Linked DNA regions of Mus musculus: region 1 is linked to region 2. A link is a loop called in an ENCODE intact Hi-C map of the cell type or tissue named here. Cell type or tissue: left cerebral cortex. All regions are shown on one strand. Each heading gives the region's core, and the rest is flanking DNA. Links, peaks and the distances in the headings are about the cores only.

Evidence for each region. Peaks named below come from ENCODE experiments on the same cell type or tissue, not always from the same donor. Only the 100,000 strongest peaks of a DNase experiment are listed, where the experiment ranks them.
Region 1: it touches region 2 in a loop (2.2-fold over the local background); 9 of 42 quality-filtered maps call a loop at or near these places.

What each region holds. Positions count from the first base shown.
Region 1 is chr10:117,220,485-117,228,758 of GRCm38, forward strand. Yeats4 (YEATS domain containing 4) reads right to left here and starts at 4,023. Exons shown (of 7, transcript NM_026570.4): 1 at 3,775-4,023; 2 at 1,690-1,809; 3 at 48-114. The coding sequence starts at 3,825. It overlaps Gm31963 (a long non-coding RNA gene), which reads left to right and starts at 4,002. Exons shown (of 4, transcript XR_872061.2): 1 at 4,002-4,083; 2 at 6,107-6,263. In left cerebral cortex, for the core only: CTCF peaks have their summits at 3,253, 4,852 (motif pointing right) and 5,052; DNase peaks (open chromatin) are centred at 3,796, 3,996 and 4,742; H3K4me3 peaks cover 1,863 bases; H3K27ac peaks cover 1,191 bases.
Region 2 is chr10:116,945,405-116,953,738 of GRCm38, forward strand. Rab3ip (RAB3A interacting protein) reads right to left here and starts at 5,049. Exons shown (of 11, transcript NM_001359645.1): 1 at 4,856-5,049. It overlaps 4933412E12Rik (RIKEN cDNA 4933412E12 gene), which reads left to right and starts at 5,158. Exons shown (of 3, transcript NR_038026.1): 1 at 5,158-5,288. Gm40768 (a long non-coding RNA gene) reads right to left here. Exons shown (of 3, transcript XR_872055.2): 3 at 8,250-8,334. In left cerebral cortex, for the core only: a CTCF peak has its summit at 5,162 (motif pointing left); DNase peaks (open chromatin) are centred at 3,806, 4,456 and 5,095; H3K4me3 peaks cover 2,104 bases; H3K27ac peaks cover 430 bases.

The DNA.
Region 1 (8,274 bases), core at 1-8,000, 270 kb after region 2:
CTGGCCCTTTATAACTATTCCACGATGAATCAAGAGCTGTGCCTCACCTCTTAGAGGATTGCCGTAGCTTTCGTGTAATTTAAACTGGATCTTCTTCACATATGCTGACATATCCTAAAACACAGAAAAAAATCAGTTCTCCAACGGAACCAGATCTGGCATCCGAGCACAATTTTACACGATGCCCGTTCCTTTGACATTCACGAGTTAGCTGGCCTAGTGAGGCAGCCTAGCTAACCAAGAGGCTAAGGAAAGATGACAAAGCTTGAGAGCAGCCTGGGCAACTCAGCCAGACCCTGCTTCAAACTAAAATGTCTTAAAAGGGGCACGGATACAGCTCAAGACTCAAAGCTTGCTTTCCTCTCCCAAAAATCAAACAAAATAGGCCAGTGCGGTGACACTCCTTAAATCGCAGCACACGGGAGGCAGAAGCAGGAGGATCTTGGTTTTGAGGTCAGCTGGTCTACACAGCTGAACTACAGCCCAGACAGGACTACACAGTGAGAACTTGTCACACACCAACAACCAAAACAAACACGCCACACACACCCCCGAAACCAACCAACCAACCAAAAAAAAAAAAAAAAAAAAAACCCCAACAACAAAAACTCCAAAACAATTTAATACAACAGCAACAAACAGAGCCAAGAACTATGCCTGGGCAGCAGCCAGGGGATAAAGAGGAAGAAAGGCAGTCAGCCAGTGCCAAGTTATTTCCCATCACTTGTTTTGCAAACCCTGGGTTTTTGAGGGGACATGGCTGTTGAGACAGGTCTTATTATGTAGCCCACACTGGCCTGGAACTTGCCATCTTCTTGGCCCAGTGTTGGGCTTATAAGTACGTGTCACCACTATCCGAGGTGCTCAAATTCTGCTTTTATATGCATCAATAAATAACACTCTCAGTTAATTCTGACTTCCATCAGAAGCAACAGCAAGATTTGGGGTATTTTTATAGAAGTATACCTAGAAAACCATATTTATAGCCAATTTTTAGAAACAGTTTCTTTGAGTATGGTGAGGGAGGGATGCACACACGGCTGGCCAGGGGTCCACATCAGGTACCCTGCTCTAGTGCTCTCTACCTTATTTTGGGGGGACAGGGTCTCTCACTGAGCCTGGAGCTCAGCAATCACACATGACCAGGAAGCCTGGGCATCTGCAAGTCTCCATGGTAACAGAATTACAGCCCCCCCCCTTTCTCTCAGGACTTTTTGTTCACATTGCCTGCAGGCACCAACTTCCTCCTCCCCCACCCTTGATAAAGACCGCCCATACATATGTACGCATTCATAAGTGAACACGTTTGTGCAGATGTGTGTACACATGTGTGGGTGTGGGTATGTGCGTACGGCTGCCCCGGGAGGCCAGAAGCACTGGATCCCCGTGAGCTGCCGTACGTGGGTGCTGGGGACCAACTCAGGTCCTCTGCAAGAGTATCACGTGTTTACCTGCCGAGTCACCTCTCCAGCCCCTTATCTTAATTTTATTCAGACGACATTTTTGAAAACCCGATTCATTAATTACATGAAGATGAGGGGCTTCATTTTATTGTTTCTGATGGGGCTAGTGGTGGGAGTCTATAATGGACCCACCTCATACTTGGAAAGTTACTATACACAATTTCAGTTTACTGTCAACTAAACAGACTGCACCGCAAACACTCCTTCCGGGAAAAGCGATGCCCACCTCGTTTCTGTAGGGCTTCACGTACACAGTCCACTGGTGAGTGTGCCCGTCTTCTTCTCTCTTCTTTCCAAAGTACCTGGCAACATTGCCATAAACGATTGGCTTAACGATGGTAACCCCCTAAAAGAAAAGCAAGCTGAAAATCAGTAAATACTTCACCAGCACCTGGATAAACACCATGAGCCGCGGCGACTTGGTTTAGGGAGCCGCAGTCTAACCACGTACGGGCTGACTTAGAACAGGCGTCTCGAGCCAGCGTCACATTCACTAACGTTGGCACAATGCTTCCCACGAGAGGGGCTGGGGAGATGGTTCAGGGGTTGAAGAGCTTGCTGCTCTTGCAGAAGGCTACAGTTTGGTTCCCAGTCCTCACATGAAAAGTGGGTTGTTTGGGGTGTTTGTGTGCACGCTGGGCGCCCTGTGCAGCACATGAGGAGGTCACAGATGACTTGAAGGAATAGATTCTCTTCCTTCCACCTTCCTGAGGCCTGCACTGAGGTCATCAGACTTGGTAAGCCTTTTACCTGCTGAGCTCTGCATGTAAAAGCACCTGAGTACTTGATTAGAGAAGAACAAAATGCCTTCACAAACCTAAAAGCTAGGCTACTGAGTTCAAGTTGCCATTGTGACCGGCTCTGCTGGCTGGGAAAGGCTTTTAGATTAGCCTCTGGCAGTGTTTACCAAAGCACAGCACAAAACCCAAGGTCGGTTTATGAGAGAATTTCAGGGCAAGCATTTTCTGCTGTCATCCTTATTATGCACATACAGTTTGGGTATGGAGTACCCCCTCCCCCAAAAGGCTTATTGCTGGTCCCCAGCTGGCGGCTGAGAGGCGCCTGGACTACAGAAGCACCTTACCAAGGGATTAGCATACTGATCAGCTCACAGCTGAATGGCCTAGGAGATGGGGACAGTGGGAACACACAGGCCACTTGGGTTGGGCCTCTCAAGGGCCTATCTTGTTCCTGCCTCACCCCCACCCCTTCCCCAGCTACTAAGGAGGAAACTCAATTTGAGGACTACAGGCCTAACTTTCTCAAGTTATCCTGAACTACAAACTTCCAGATTTAACTTGTGCAAGTAGAGAAGAGTTTTCCCATGAACCTTTTGCTCTGCAATCACTTCCTACCATCCCCAAGCCTTACCTAAAACCCTGGGCAAATGCACAGCTCTACAAAGCCTCTTATACTAACACAGACTTTTACCTGGTATTTCTTTCTATTGCATTTCAGGGCTTTAGGATTTTCGATGATTTCTCATCTTACATATACTGTTAAGGCAGCTATGGATATATAGACACTATGATTAAGGTAATAAAAATAATATGACACCGATGAGGATTTTAAAATTTTTGTAGACTGATGTGATTTCTTTTAAGGAAAAAAAAAAATCCTTTCTGTGATAAGATCTGTAAGTAGAAGCCCCTTTTAGGGGCACGGGGAGAGCATCCTGAACCGGTACCTTAAAAAATAACCAGCAGGGCTGCCTCAGAGGTTAAGAGCACTGACTGCTCTTCCAGAGATACTGAGTTCAATTCCCAGCAGCCACATGGTGGCTCACAACCATCTGTAATGAGATCTGATGCTCTCTTCTGGTGTGCCTGAAGACAGCTACAGTGTACTCATATACATAAAAATAAATTTTAAAATTAAAAAAAAAAGTAACCAGCAGATGTAGGAAGGTGGGAGGGGGTGGCGAGCTGGAGGGATGGCACACAGGGAAGAGACGACTGCAGCTCAGGCTGGACAGCACACCTACATGGTGACACCTGACAACCGACTCCTGCAAGTCGTTCTCTTACCTCCACCCCTATTAATAATACACATATAGATGGGAGGGAACTGAGTGTCACAACGTCCAGTGTTAAGCAACCTTCACTAAACACGAACGAAGCTAAGCGCTCTTTGCTGACTTTATCAGCACGGGGCTTCGGGAACGACAAGACGGACGAGCCTATCCAGGGTCTGCGACTGATGCCCTAGCCACCCCGGCACCTTTGTGTTTGGCGGTGCGGAGGCGGTGACGAGGACTCGGGGCCCAATGAGCGCCGAGCTTCCGCCCCGCGCGCCGCGCCTGCGCACTGACCTTCACTCTCCCGCCGGAGTCAGGTCCAAATTCCGCCATTCTCTTGAACATATTGTCCCCGGGAAGGAGCCGCGGCGGCCAGGGAGAGAGCTCAGGCCGGCGGGGTAGCCGCTCCCCTCACGAGCCGGAGGAGGGCGGGTCGCCTGGGCTCGGGGAGCCGGACAGCCACCTCCTCCACACGCGCCGCGTCGGGGTCGGCCATTCAGCCCCGAGCTGGGAGAGCCGAGCGGAAGGGCGGGGGAGGGCGGCGGCGCATGCGCAACGGGCTCAGGCAGACAGTGCGCACGCGCGAGGCTGCAGCCTTCCCCGGTAAGAGCCTGATGAGCTGTTGCAGCGGATAAAGAGAGATGGGGATAAATTTTAGGCAGAAGTTAAGGGTAGGGAAGCACCAAAATGGTGAACGTTTGTAGCTTTAGGGTTGAGATAACCCCACACACTTCAAGATGATAGACTCTGGAATCAAAGCTTCTGATTGGGCAGGTCAGATAACTGGGCGTGGGCTTGGTAAAGAATATGCTGCCAAGCCTTGTGACCTGAGTTCGATTTCCAAGGCCAACATGATGGCACTACAGAAATGACTCCACTTCCCGCTCTTCATGGCTCAATCTGTTCTGCTGGCCATGTTCAGTCTGACTTTTCCAGATTCGTCGGGAATCTGTTTTCTCCCTATCTACAGTAAAAACCTCCTAAACCATGCCTAAGAGGGTCATGTTCTTATTTTCACTCACCATTCTTCTCTCTCATACCCTTCCCCAGTTGGAACTCTTCTTTCCAACAAGCCCCCCTCCTACTTTCATGCCCTCTTAGTTCGTGACCTATTGGCTTTAATTGGCGTTTCCTGTCCTACTATGGATGTGGGATTCTTTACCGAAGCAAGAGTAATTTATCAGTGGTACCTTACTAAAGAAAATGGCATCTCTTTCCCAAACAGTCATGAATTTTCAATAGTCCCTCTGGGAAGGGTGAGGCCCCTGGACCCCTCCCGCCATCCATGTTGAAATGTTAACATGCAATCGCAGGTCCTATGCAGATAACCGCAGCTGCAGTAAGTTCATGAGTGCAATGGCCACGTTGTGGCCAGAAGGTGTCGTTTTTGATACATGTCTCTCCATTCTCTGGCTCTTTATACCCTGAAATATTCCCCAATCTTGGAAGGAGTGGTACAACTGTCCCGAATAGTGCTAAGCACACCACCATCTCTTATTCCTGGGCGTTTTGGCTAGTTTTGGGTTTCTGCATTAACCACTGCTCATTGCAATAAACTTCTCTGATGAAGGCTGGGCACAGCACTAATCAATGAGAATAATCAGGAGACCGAGAAGCGAATTTAACAGCATGGTCAATCAATTTTTGCTAATTTTTAAAGAAAAGATTTATTTTATGTATGGGAGTACACTGTAGCTGTCTTCAGACACACCAGAAGAGGTCAGCGGATCCCACTACAGATTGGTTATGAACCACCATGTGGTTGCTGGGAATTGAACTCAGGTCCTCTGGAAAAGCAGCTAGTGCTCTTAACCACTAAGCCCCCAATTTTTGCTAATCTTTAATAAAAGTATTTTTTTTCACTGTATTATCTATTGAGAGAGAGAAAGAGAGAGAGAGAGAATGAATGTGGGTCCTAGAGATCTGGTTAAAGTCATCAGGCTTGATAACAAGTACCTTTACTTTTGCCAGCCCCTGTTTTTGATAATCTTGGCTGTTTCTATAGTCATCCCGTATTTTGAGGTTGTCCTGGCAGCTCTTGAGTATGTCCTAACTCTGTTTCTTAATTGATATCTAAATGTCATTCCCCTTCCTTGATCACCTGATATAAGCTTAGAGCTTCTAAGGGAGACATTCCCTCCAGGAAGGAGACAGGAGGTTCCTGAGACTTGGAAAGTAAACAACTCACAGGCTCAAGAAGTTCTGAAGCTAACAAGATACACGAGCCGCCACCCCACCCCCCCAAGGTTAAAGAAGCAGGAAGGGATGATTGGGGGAAGGGAGGAGACAGAAGTCTAGGACAGAGCCTGTGCTCATCCTGTGGAGTTGACTGGGGGAGACTCTGTCCTACTGAGCTGCTTGAGAGCCACCCAGCAAGCTCAGGGTTGTCGGATGTCCAGTCACCACCCACTGGGGCCTGGGCTTTTCAGTGATGCAGTTGCCTTTGAGGTAACCCTGTTCCTGTGAGGGGCCCCTCACCCATACTCTCATGAGTAACCACAGTAGTTTCACCGGTTTGCCAAGATGGACTCTGGTCCAGTTGATGCTTTGGTCTTTTCTTGCTTCCCTCCTCGGGAAAGGCCATGTGACATTTCTTATGGCTGGTCTCTGCTCTACATTTACACAGCCCTGAGGTATGACCTAGTCTTCTTCAAGCTGTTGTCCTGGAATCATGGGAGAGTGAAGAATAAGAAAAACGTGTTGTAATGAGAGTCTACCACGTTCCACTCATTATTCTAGGTGTCTGGGATGTGGAAAGGAACAACAGAGAAGAAATCTTCCAGGTATGATGGTAACCACTCATAACCCCAGCACTCAAAAGGCAGAGGTCAGAAGTGTTCAGGGCTAGCCTGAGCTAAATAGGAAGTGCCAAGCTGGGCATGGTGGACTAGGACTGTATCCTCAACACTCAACAGGCTGAGGCAGGAGGTTTGCTGAGAGTTCAAAGACCAGACTAGGTTATGGAGTGGGCTCAAAACAACTAAACGATAAAAAGTTTTAGCCAGCCTGAGCATCACAGGGAGACCCTTTCTCAAAAAGGAAAGATGCACAGTGAACCAACCAACCATGAGCCCTCCTTCCTCTCAGGACAGAGGTTTGGCATAGTGCCGTGCTTCTCAGCCTTCCTAATGTGGCAGCCTCTTAACAGCCCCTCATGCTGTGGTGACCCCAACCATGACGTTATTTTCGTTGCAATTTCATAACTAATTTTACTACCATTATGTATAGTAATATGAACACATTTGAAATGCAGAATATCTGACATATAACCCCTGTGAAAGGGTCATTGGGCCTCCAGGTTGAGAATCCCTGGCATAGTGCCTCAGAGAAGGGACATAGGTAATGGAGGAAAATGCAGCCCCCTACCCACCGAGACGGAGGAGCCTGAGGGCAGGGTATCTATTATACAGCAGGGTCATGTTGGGATATCGATTATGGCACATTGATAATTGAGAAGAAACTTAAGTGATGGAAAAGGAAAAAAATTAGAATGAATTCTGTGATGGAGGTATTGGTATAGATGTATTTTCAATTCAAAAGACTTGGGGATAAGTGTAGTGCAAATGTCTGTATCCTCTAGGTTTCCCCACCAATAGGGCGTGGAAGTAATGACATCTGAGTCCCAGGTATTTTTTTTCCATTTATCTTGGGGTACGAGTGGGGAGCATGCCATGGTGTGTGTGTGTGTGTGTGTGTCCTCGGAGCCTCCCCCACCCCAAGAACTTATTTTTAAAACATCATTATTTATTATAAGAAACCAGGACTCCTTGGAGAAATGGCTATTCCCGATCTAAAGCAGGAAAAGAACGAGATGAGTCAAACAGCCAGAAATGCAAGAAGTGCTCAGAGAAAGAGGCGCTCATAGCAAAAATTCCAGGGAAGGCAGTTTCCAGGGTCTCACTGAACAAACCCCGGATGATGTGGCGCTGTCAAACGATCGTCATGGTTACAATTTGTAATTGAATAAAATAAAAGGTGTGGTCCACACTACTGTAATAAATAAATAAATACATTCATAAATAAATGCATAGATCAAATTTTTGAAGAGCAATAGTTTTTAAGTGTCTCCACTACAAAACACTGTACAGTGGAGATGGTTTGCAGACATCATCTTAACAAGGGTTCCCAGTGAACACTTCTTCTTTTTCACTAGCCAGAAACATTTTGAGTTCTGAGAGTGACACTTGGGTCTTTGAAAGTCTGCCTATGTAATAGTAATGAAAATAGCTCCCCCTTGAAAGCCTGAAAGCATGCCATGGATCTGTGCCCCGCGGATCAGACAATCCTCTCTGCACAATGTGCCTTCTGAATTGCTATCTTGCAGCAGATTGGGAGGGGAGGAGGTGGCACGGAGTGAAAAGGGCATCATGGGAATTTCACTTTTCACTTTAGACTTCGCTTTTTTCTGTTGTGCTGAGAAAATAACATCAAGAAATGATTTTCAACCAGGCAGTGGTGGCACATGCCTTTAATCCCAGCACCTGGGAGGCAGAGTTAGGCAGATTTCTTGAGTTCAAGGTCAGCCTGGTCAACAGAGTGAGTTCCATGACAGCCAGGACTACACAGAGAAACCCTGTCTCGAAAAACCAAAAAAGAAAGAAAGAAAGATAAAAAGATGATTTTCCCAAGGTTCTGTCTGTGGCTGGTGGAGGAAGGCTTCTCTTGGTTTTATGCATTGGGCATATACAGGGTACAGAGTTTCCCAAATCCTGAAACCACTGGGGGGGGGGTGTCCCAGAATTACTAACCAATGTGATGGAAACACCTCTTTTCACTTGACTATAAATTAATACA
Region 2 (8,334 bases), core at 267-8,266:
GTCAGACCTACAGCCTGGAAAGCGTAGCCAACCTATAACAGCAAAACGAACTTCAAGCTAACAATGGCTTTAACTAGCCGCAACTGGCTGAAATGGCTACCTACACTATAAAGGTTAGATCAATGTCAAGGTCATATCCTGGGACTCTCTAGAACAAGAGTTTATTTTTGTCTGCATATATACACAGTCTGGCTGAGCATCACAGCAGCCTTTAAAATGGTCTCAATCCCCACTTTACAGAAACAGACTCAGAGACACTCAGTAGCCAAGATCAAATAGTCAGCAAATAAGAAGATGAAAGCCCTCAGTGTGTCTGCTTCTAACTGACTCCACTACATTAAAGACACAGTTAATGTAGAAAGACTGAGAGACAGGAGAACAGCAGAATCGTGGCTGACCCCACCGCTGGTCACCGCTGTTTTGTGTCCTTTCTCTCTCCTTTCCCTCTTCTTGGGTGCTATGGTCATGTCTTCCTGAATTTACTACTTAGTTGACATTTTTTGCCATTAGAGTTGCCATAATGTGTGTGTGTCCCTGTGCATATGGGGACCAGAGGACTGACTCACACTCTCTCTCTCTCTCTCTCTCTCTCTCTCTCACACACACACACACACACACACACACACACACACACACTGGCTGGCGCTCATCAATTATGCTAGGCTAGGCAGAATGGCAAGCTTCAGGTTTGCCTATTTCAGCCTCCCCGATACTGGGACCCCAAGTGCAGCCACCAGACCAAACCTACGGTGGTTAGACTGAGTGATGCCCCACAGGCTCTCCTATTTGAGCACCTGGTTGTCAGGCGTTTGGGGGACACTGTGCTTAACTGGGGGTTAGTGTCGCACATCCTCATCTATGTCCCGTGCACGCTCTCTGCTTCATGCCTGTCGTCACGATGGGGTATCCAGCGTCCTGCTCTGGTGCCTGCTGTCATGCTGTCCCTGCTAATAGGGATTCCTAGCCTGCTGGAACTATAACCCAAAATAACCTCAACTATAAGCTGCTTTGGTGGTGGTATCATAGCAACGTAAAAGTAACTAATACACAATTTTTTACATGGCTCTGGAGATCAAACTCGGGCAAGCGTTTTACCGTCTGAGCCTTCTCCACAACAATCCTTGCAGGACGGTGTAAGGCACGGCATGTAAACTAAGCACACGGCAGCCTGATTTTACTCAAGTCCGTGTTTCCCGTAGTCCCCTCAGCTCTCATTCCCAACACTTCACTTCAATCTCTGCTGTTGACGCAATCTCAATGGATTTTCCAGCACAATCCCTCCTGGGTACCAAGCCCAGTGCTAAGCTATAAACTGAGGTAAGATAAAGTGACACCTGCTGCTGTCCAGGAGCTCAGACAACCGCCCTTCCCAGCATGCATCCAGCTCTCAACGCTCCGAGACCGAGGCAGGCCAATCTCTGTGCCTGGTCTACAAAGCCAGGCCCAGGACATCCAAGGCTGCACAGGGAAACCCTGTCTCAAAGAAACTAAAACTAATAAAGAAAAAGAAGTAAAAATATAAATGTAGCACAAATATCAAAATTAATAAATAAAAGGGTATAGTAAAAGTAAGCTTTCAGCAAGCGAGGGAAGGAAGGTTACAGAATATACATAAGGTTACAACAGGTTACAGAATATACATAAGGTTACAACGTTATAGAAGCCTGGCTCTAGCCAGATGGGAGTGAGGGTTAGGGGGTGGGAGTTAAAGAGAGCATTGCAGCAAAGGAGAAACTAGTTAAATGAGTTTTCCCAAACCCTGAGGTTTGACTTTTAAGGTATCAAGTAGATACAGTAGCGAAATTTGTTGACCTGCATTGTACTGGCCAAATGTTTTGCTTTAAAATGTATCTTCAAGAACAATATTCTTATAACTTTCTGTCCTTACCTTCACACACACCCTACCTACTGTTTCTCTCTGCTTCCACCCCAGTACCCAAGTACTACAGATCTTTGAATACTCAACCAAATGTATACATAGATTTTCACATACATATGTGTGATATATATACATATGTATATGTGTGTATATATACATACACACACACACACATATATCCTCCTAAATTGTTTCTGTTTTGTTTTGGTAGAGGCTGTTGCTTTTTGCATCCTAGAAACTGACTGAGCTTGCAGTCTCACAGGCTAAGCTAAGCAATCCCCTGTACCCTGAGCTATATCCCAGGTCCCTCTAAGCTTTGAGGAACATATTATATAGTATATAAGAGTATCGTAAGTTCCTACCTTCAACTTTTTATAGCTTCCTTTAACCCCCGCTGGCTTGCAAAGTAGATACTCACTGAATATTTTATTCAAAAGCCTCTGGTGACATAAGAATTACATATTACACTCATATAACTATCTCATAAAAGCTAAATTAAAAACAATTTTTCAGCATTACGACCTACAGATGAAGTGGCAGAGCAGTAATTAAGACCAGGCAATCCTTCAAGCATGAACTGGTTGGACGTTGTGACTAAGAGCAAACAAGGCGTCACAACCTATACCACAAGAAGCCGTGGGTTTATGACAGTTGAAGCCCTGTTACCGAAGCTGCCTGACTTCTAATCGACCTGCCAGCTATCCGATCCTGGCTAAGCTACACAATCACTCGTGTATCAATTCCCTTAGCTACGAAAGGCAAGGGGATATAAATGACCTATCTCTTGGTTGGTGAGGGTACATGAGCTGGAGCAAGCTTAGATCAGGACTTCGATCTCAGTTTAACAGTGGCAACAGGGATGTCACCATCGGGACACTTGGAATAGTTTTTAATCAGACACACAAATGGCAACACCTTCCACTGGCCTGCCCTCTAAATGCAAAGCTCTTTTTTCAGAAAGCATAGACCAGTAGCATAAGGAGTTTAAACAACAGAGTTTAAATCTCCATTTGGGGTTCTCAAATAGTTTTTAATACTGGCTTTTCGATCAGCCACTATAAATGACAACTATGTACTTCGGGCAAGTTATTTTGATTTTCTGCACTTCGGTTTCCGGGTTTGAAAAATCTGATAAAGCTATCTATAACCTAAAAAATGGCCTGAGGACCAACAAGCCAACGTAGCCTCAAACAACAAGCCCACCAGCCCAGTGCCCAGGCCACAGTCAAGTTAACACTTCTTGCTTCTTCCCTCCCCCCGAAGCTCCTCCACCTCCCTGCGCGCCCCATCTCAATGGAATGTCCAGTTAAACTCATATCCCACCTTTATAAAGTTCATGTTGGGTTGAAACAACCAACTACTAAAGGAGCAACTGCTGACATTTGAATGTGTTTCTACTGAGTATGCTCAATAAATGATTTACTCGAGGTCGCATGCTTGGTGAGAGATGGTTCTGAAAGTTATCCGTTTTCGTTAGAGCTAAGCCTTTGTGAGACCCGCTCAGCAGAAAAGCATGGGTTATCTAACCCATACAATACATACAAAACTAACGTTATATCCTAGCTTCCATTCTGCCACGGCGTAAATATGAGGGGTGGGCAAGTCCCAGTAATTTTTCCATTAAAAAAATATATATATATATCTGTAGGGCATCCACGTATACTGCAGAGTAGAGGCATAAAGAAACTCTGAGGCAAAGAATATGTCTCAGAGTATAGAATTACACTGATTCAAAAGTACAGCTGCATTTAAACAGAGACATCAAAGCTCCACAAAGAAACTGAACATCAACCAGGCAGTGGAAGGTGAGAATCATTCGCTAGCACAAATGACTTGCTATGTAAGCAATGAGGCGTCTCATCAAGCACGCTCATTCACAAAAGAAGGCATTAATTCAAAACATCCTTGGGCCGGAAAGAGAAAAAAGTTGAAAGACGTCTGTTCTTATAGTTAAGAATGCATTGCTGAGTAAATCTGTGTAACTGTTAAGTTCAGTTAATATATTCCCCTAGGGCCTTGAGGAGTAGATTCGGAATGCAGTGTCTATTCAAACATGAAAAGTCCTCTGAAAACGCACAGTCCTGGTAAATAAATAACACATGCTAACTGAACAAGGCCCCATAAAACTGGTGAAATATTTAACAGTATCAAATATTTACAACGATGGGCTGCATACCTACTCTGCCTCCTTTTCCTCTCGATTCATTGTTTAGAAACAAAAACTTAAGAACAGTGTAATGAACAGAAACCGGGTCTTTCAAGAGATTTACAATAGAACGGTTTGTTTTAATCCTCTTATCGGCCTCTCCTCCAATTATGCAATCATTCCAGAGCCAAAAGATCACAGGGCTCTTTCCCTTGACACGGGGGACACTGAGAAGTGTCTAAACAGGTAGGCTGGGAACAGGCAACATTTCCTTGAAACTAAAGTGCCTCTGGGGCACCAGCTCTAACTCGGAGGAGAGTGCGCCAGCCAGCCATTACGGATCGATGTTTTAATCCCCAACAACTGGCAACTCTTCGCGTGCTGCAGCGTCCACCCGGCACCATCCTCTCCCCAGCCTCGCTATTCCGCGGGCGGCGGGGGGCGAGCGGCCCACGCAGGGGGAACCGCTGTTCTCCCACTCCCGGGGTCCCGATTCCCGAAGTCAGGCTGGGCCGAGCGCGGCGGGGGAGACCCCGGGAACCGGCGACCCCCGCACATCCCCGGCCAACCGCGCCGCCCGCGACTTAAGCAACTCCGCGACCGAGGCCGCGCGGGCCGCCAGGTGAGCGCCGGAGCCGCCGCCCTTCGGGTCCCCGGGGCTCCGCAGCGGGCGGGCGGACGGGCGGACGGGCGGGCGCGATCCGCGCCCTCCCCGCCGCCTCCTGCACCTGCCCGGCCGCGCTCCGGGCCGGCGGGACAAGGGCGCGAGGCGAGGCGCCGAGGGGGCGGTGCTCACACCGCCCGCCTCTCCCTCCCGCCGCCGCACTCACCTGCCGGATCCGCCGCGGCCGCCGCCCGCGCTCGGCAGCGCTCGCAGAGCCGCAGGGTGCGCGTGCCCAGCTCGGGAGACGCGGAGGACGGCGGCGGACAGACGCCGCTCCACTCCGCCGCGGCTGGCGCTCTCTGCGATGGGAGCCGAGGGAGGGAGAGCCGACTGCGCCTGCGCCGAGCGCCGGGCGGAGAAGCGGCCGCCCCTCCCCCTCCCCCGCCCCCGCCCCGGGAGAGAGGGCGGGACTAGAGGCGGGACCGGGAGGGAGTGGCGAGGGGGACTCGCGCGCTGCGGCGCCCCCTGGCGACAGGAGGGGCTCGGTGCAGGCTAATCCACGCGCGGAGTCCAGGGTCCCTCTACAGCGGTTTCCCTGGGAACCACTCTGGCTGGAAATCCTGTGGCTGCCTTTGGAGGATGTGAACTCTCCTGGGATGGTAAGAGGCTTTGGACTGTGTATTGAGGACAAGCAGAACCGACCTGAAATTCCGCGTCTGTGGATACCTGAAGCTGGAGTAGGAGGTTAGGGGCCCGGGGAGGGGGGGGGGGGGGGGATGGGATGGGCGGGGAGCTGGTAAACCCAGATCCTTCCACTTTCAGTTTCCAAAGACCGTCTCTCATCTTTTACAGGAACTATATCTATTGTTTTGTTTTGTTTTGTTTTGCTTATCAAACTTCCATCCCACATTCGGGCTTCCAAGTTGGAAAACAAAAAACAAAGTACAGACAGAATCAAGCCCTGAAAATCAAACTCAGGGATGGGGGGTGGGAGGGAGCAGTCATCCTCGGTATTTCCGCCAATGTTTGTGATACTCAGAGGCAGGGGCTGCCATTCTGTTGAGTACATCAAGGAGGTGGTAATAAAAAGGAAGCTATGTGTGTGGTCCCTGTGATCAGCCACCTACTGACCTCTGTGACCTTAGGCGAGTTCATCTGCAATATCGCCAATCTTCTCACTGATAATTGGAAATAAGAATGTCTACCTCATCAAGGTTTTGAGAGTTAAGTGGTTTAATATATGTAATTAGTGTACCTCACCACATTCTGTGACACAGTGAGTCATACAGAAACACACATGTGTACACACACACACACCTCTACAAAAAATTCCTACCATCCAAAGACTCAAACAAAAGGAGACAAGTTTACTATTAAGAGAAAACTTTATGGGCTCCCTGTTTTACACATTTTTTTTCTAAAGAGATGTTCACACACACACACTTTTTGTTTTGTCTTGGTTTTCGAGACAGGGTTGGCCTCGAACTCAGAAATCTGCTGCCTCTGCCTCCCAAGTGCTGAGATTAAAGGCATGCACCACCACTGTCCGGCTCACACACACATCTTTTATCATATGGAATTGGTAATTACTTAACCCATGCTCCAGTTTCTTTGTAAACCATTCCCTGATGCTCGCCTGCCTCCCAACCCTAACTCCTTACCTGTGATCCCAGAACACTGTATTTCAGTGGTTCTCAACCTTCCTAACACTGTGACCCTCTAATACAGTTCCTCATAGTGTATACTAACCCCCAACCATAAAATTATTTCCGTTGCTACTTCATAACTGTAATTTGGCTACTGTTATGAACCTTAACATAAATATCTGTGTTTTCTGATGTCTTAGGTGACCCCCTGTGAAAGGGTCATTTGATCCCAGAGGGGTTGCGACCCACAGGTTGAGAACTGCTGCTTTAACTCTTGCAGTGCATATTCCCCATGAATCATAAGTAGACTTTCCTCTCTTTTCTCTTTAGTCTGTGTCTTGAGAACAGGCACTCTGCTTGACAGAGAACTCTGTAAAGGTAGGAAGAGGAGATGGTTGACACACAGGGAGAATGCTCTATTTGGTATATGAACATTTGGAGGATTGGCTCTTCAGTTTATTCAATGTAAGACCCAAAACATCACGGGTCTACAGAAGACAGTAATGCTAATGTGTGTGAATCCCACAGTGACCCACATGTATGTTAACTACAAGATCATCTGTAGTCTTAGAGAGTGGGCTCTAGCACTGTTTGAGAATGGGGAGAGTTACTGTAGAGCCATGACTAGAAATGGCTCCCAGAGGCTCATATATTTGGAGCTTGGTCATTGGGAATTATTTATATTATAATTATTATAATTGGGTCCTTGACAGGGATTAGGAAGTGTGGCCTTGTTGGAGGAAGTGTGTCACTAGGGGTGGACTTTGAGATTTGCTTGGGTGACCTCCACCCAAGCAAGCTTCCAACTTGTGAAAAGGAATTTATAAAAAGCTTAGGGGTTGGCATAGATGCACACACCTCACATCCCAACACCCAGAGAGCAAAGGCTGGTGGATCTCTGAGTTCCAGGCCAGCCTGGTCTACACAGTGAGTTCCAGACCAGCCTGGTCTACAAAGAGCCTAAGCCAGACCCTGTGTCTCTCTCTTCCTGCTGCCTGTGGATCTGGATGTAGATCTCCCAGCCCATTCTCTAGCATCATGTCTGCCTGCATGCCACCAGACTCCCCTCCATGGCAATGATGGACTACATTACTGAACCTGTAGACCGGCCCCAGTTAAATGCTTTCCTTCGTAAGAGTTGCCGTGGACACAGTGTCTCTTCACAGCAATAGAACATTGACTAAGGCAGAAGTTGGTACCAGGAGTGGGGTATTGTTATGACAAGCCGGGTTTCTTGGTGCAATATGGACTTTGGAACTTGGATTGGGGAAAGCAATTGAACATTTTAAGCAGGACTTAATGGGCCATCCTATTAGGTACACGGAAGACAGAACAATGTAGATTATGACCCAGATCAAAAGGTTTCAGAGGAGAAGAATATTAGTAAGTGGCCCAGAGATCATACTTGTGATATTTTGGTGAAGAGTGTGGCTGTTTTCTGCCTTTGTCCAATATACAAATAAATAAATACATACATACATACATACATACATACATACATACATAAATCTGAGGCTAAATTGAAGAGTTTTAGATTAATGGTATTGGCAGAGGAGATTTCAAAACAGCCAAGTATTGATTATGTCAATTATCATATTAGTTATTAGTGGCCAGTCTTAGGCAGATCTATAATGAAAAGAAAATGAGCTATGCAGTTTGAGGGAAAAAAGAGCACCAGGAAGTGCAATGGAGCTAAAGTCCAGGGCTCAAGAAAACAAAAGGTTTAAAGAAAAGCCTGCTGCCAAATGGACTAAAGGGAGTAGTGCCCTCAGAGCAAGACCTCCACCCAAGCAAGCTTCCAACTTGTGAAAAGGAATTTAAAAAAAGCTTAGGGGTTGGCATAGATGCACACACCTCACATCCCAGCACCCAGAGAACAAAGGCTGGTGGATCTCTGAGTTCCAGGCCAGCCTGGTCTACACAGCGAGTTCCAGACCAGCCTGGTCTACAAAGCAAGGTCCAGGACAGCCAGGCTGAAGCAGTGAAGGAAAATGTATTTGACCAAGGGGGCCAGGTTCCAGCCCCAGCAAGCACACAAACTTGGCAGCTTCGGCCACAT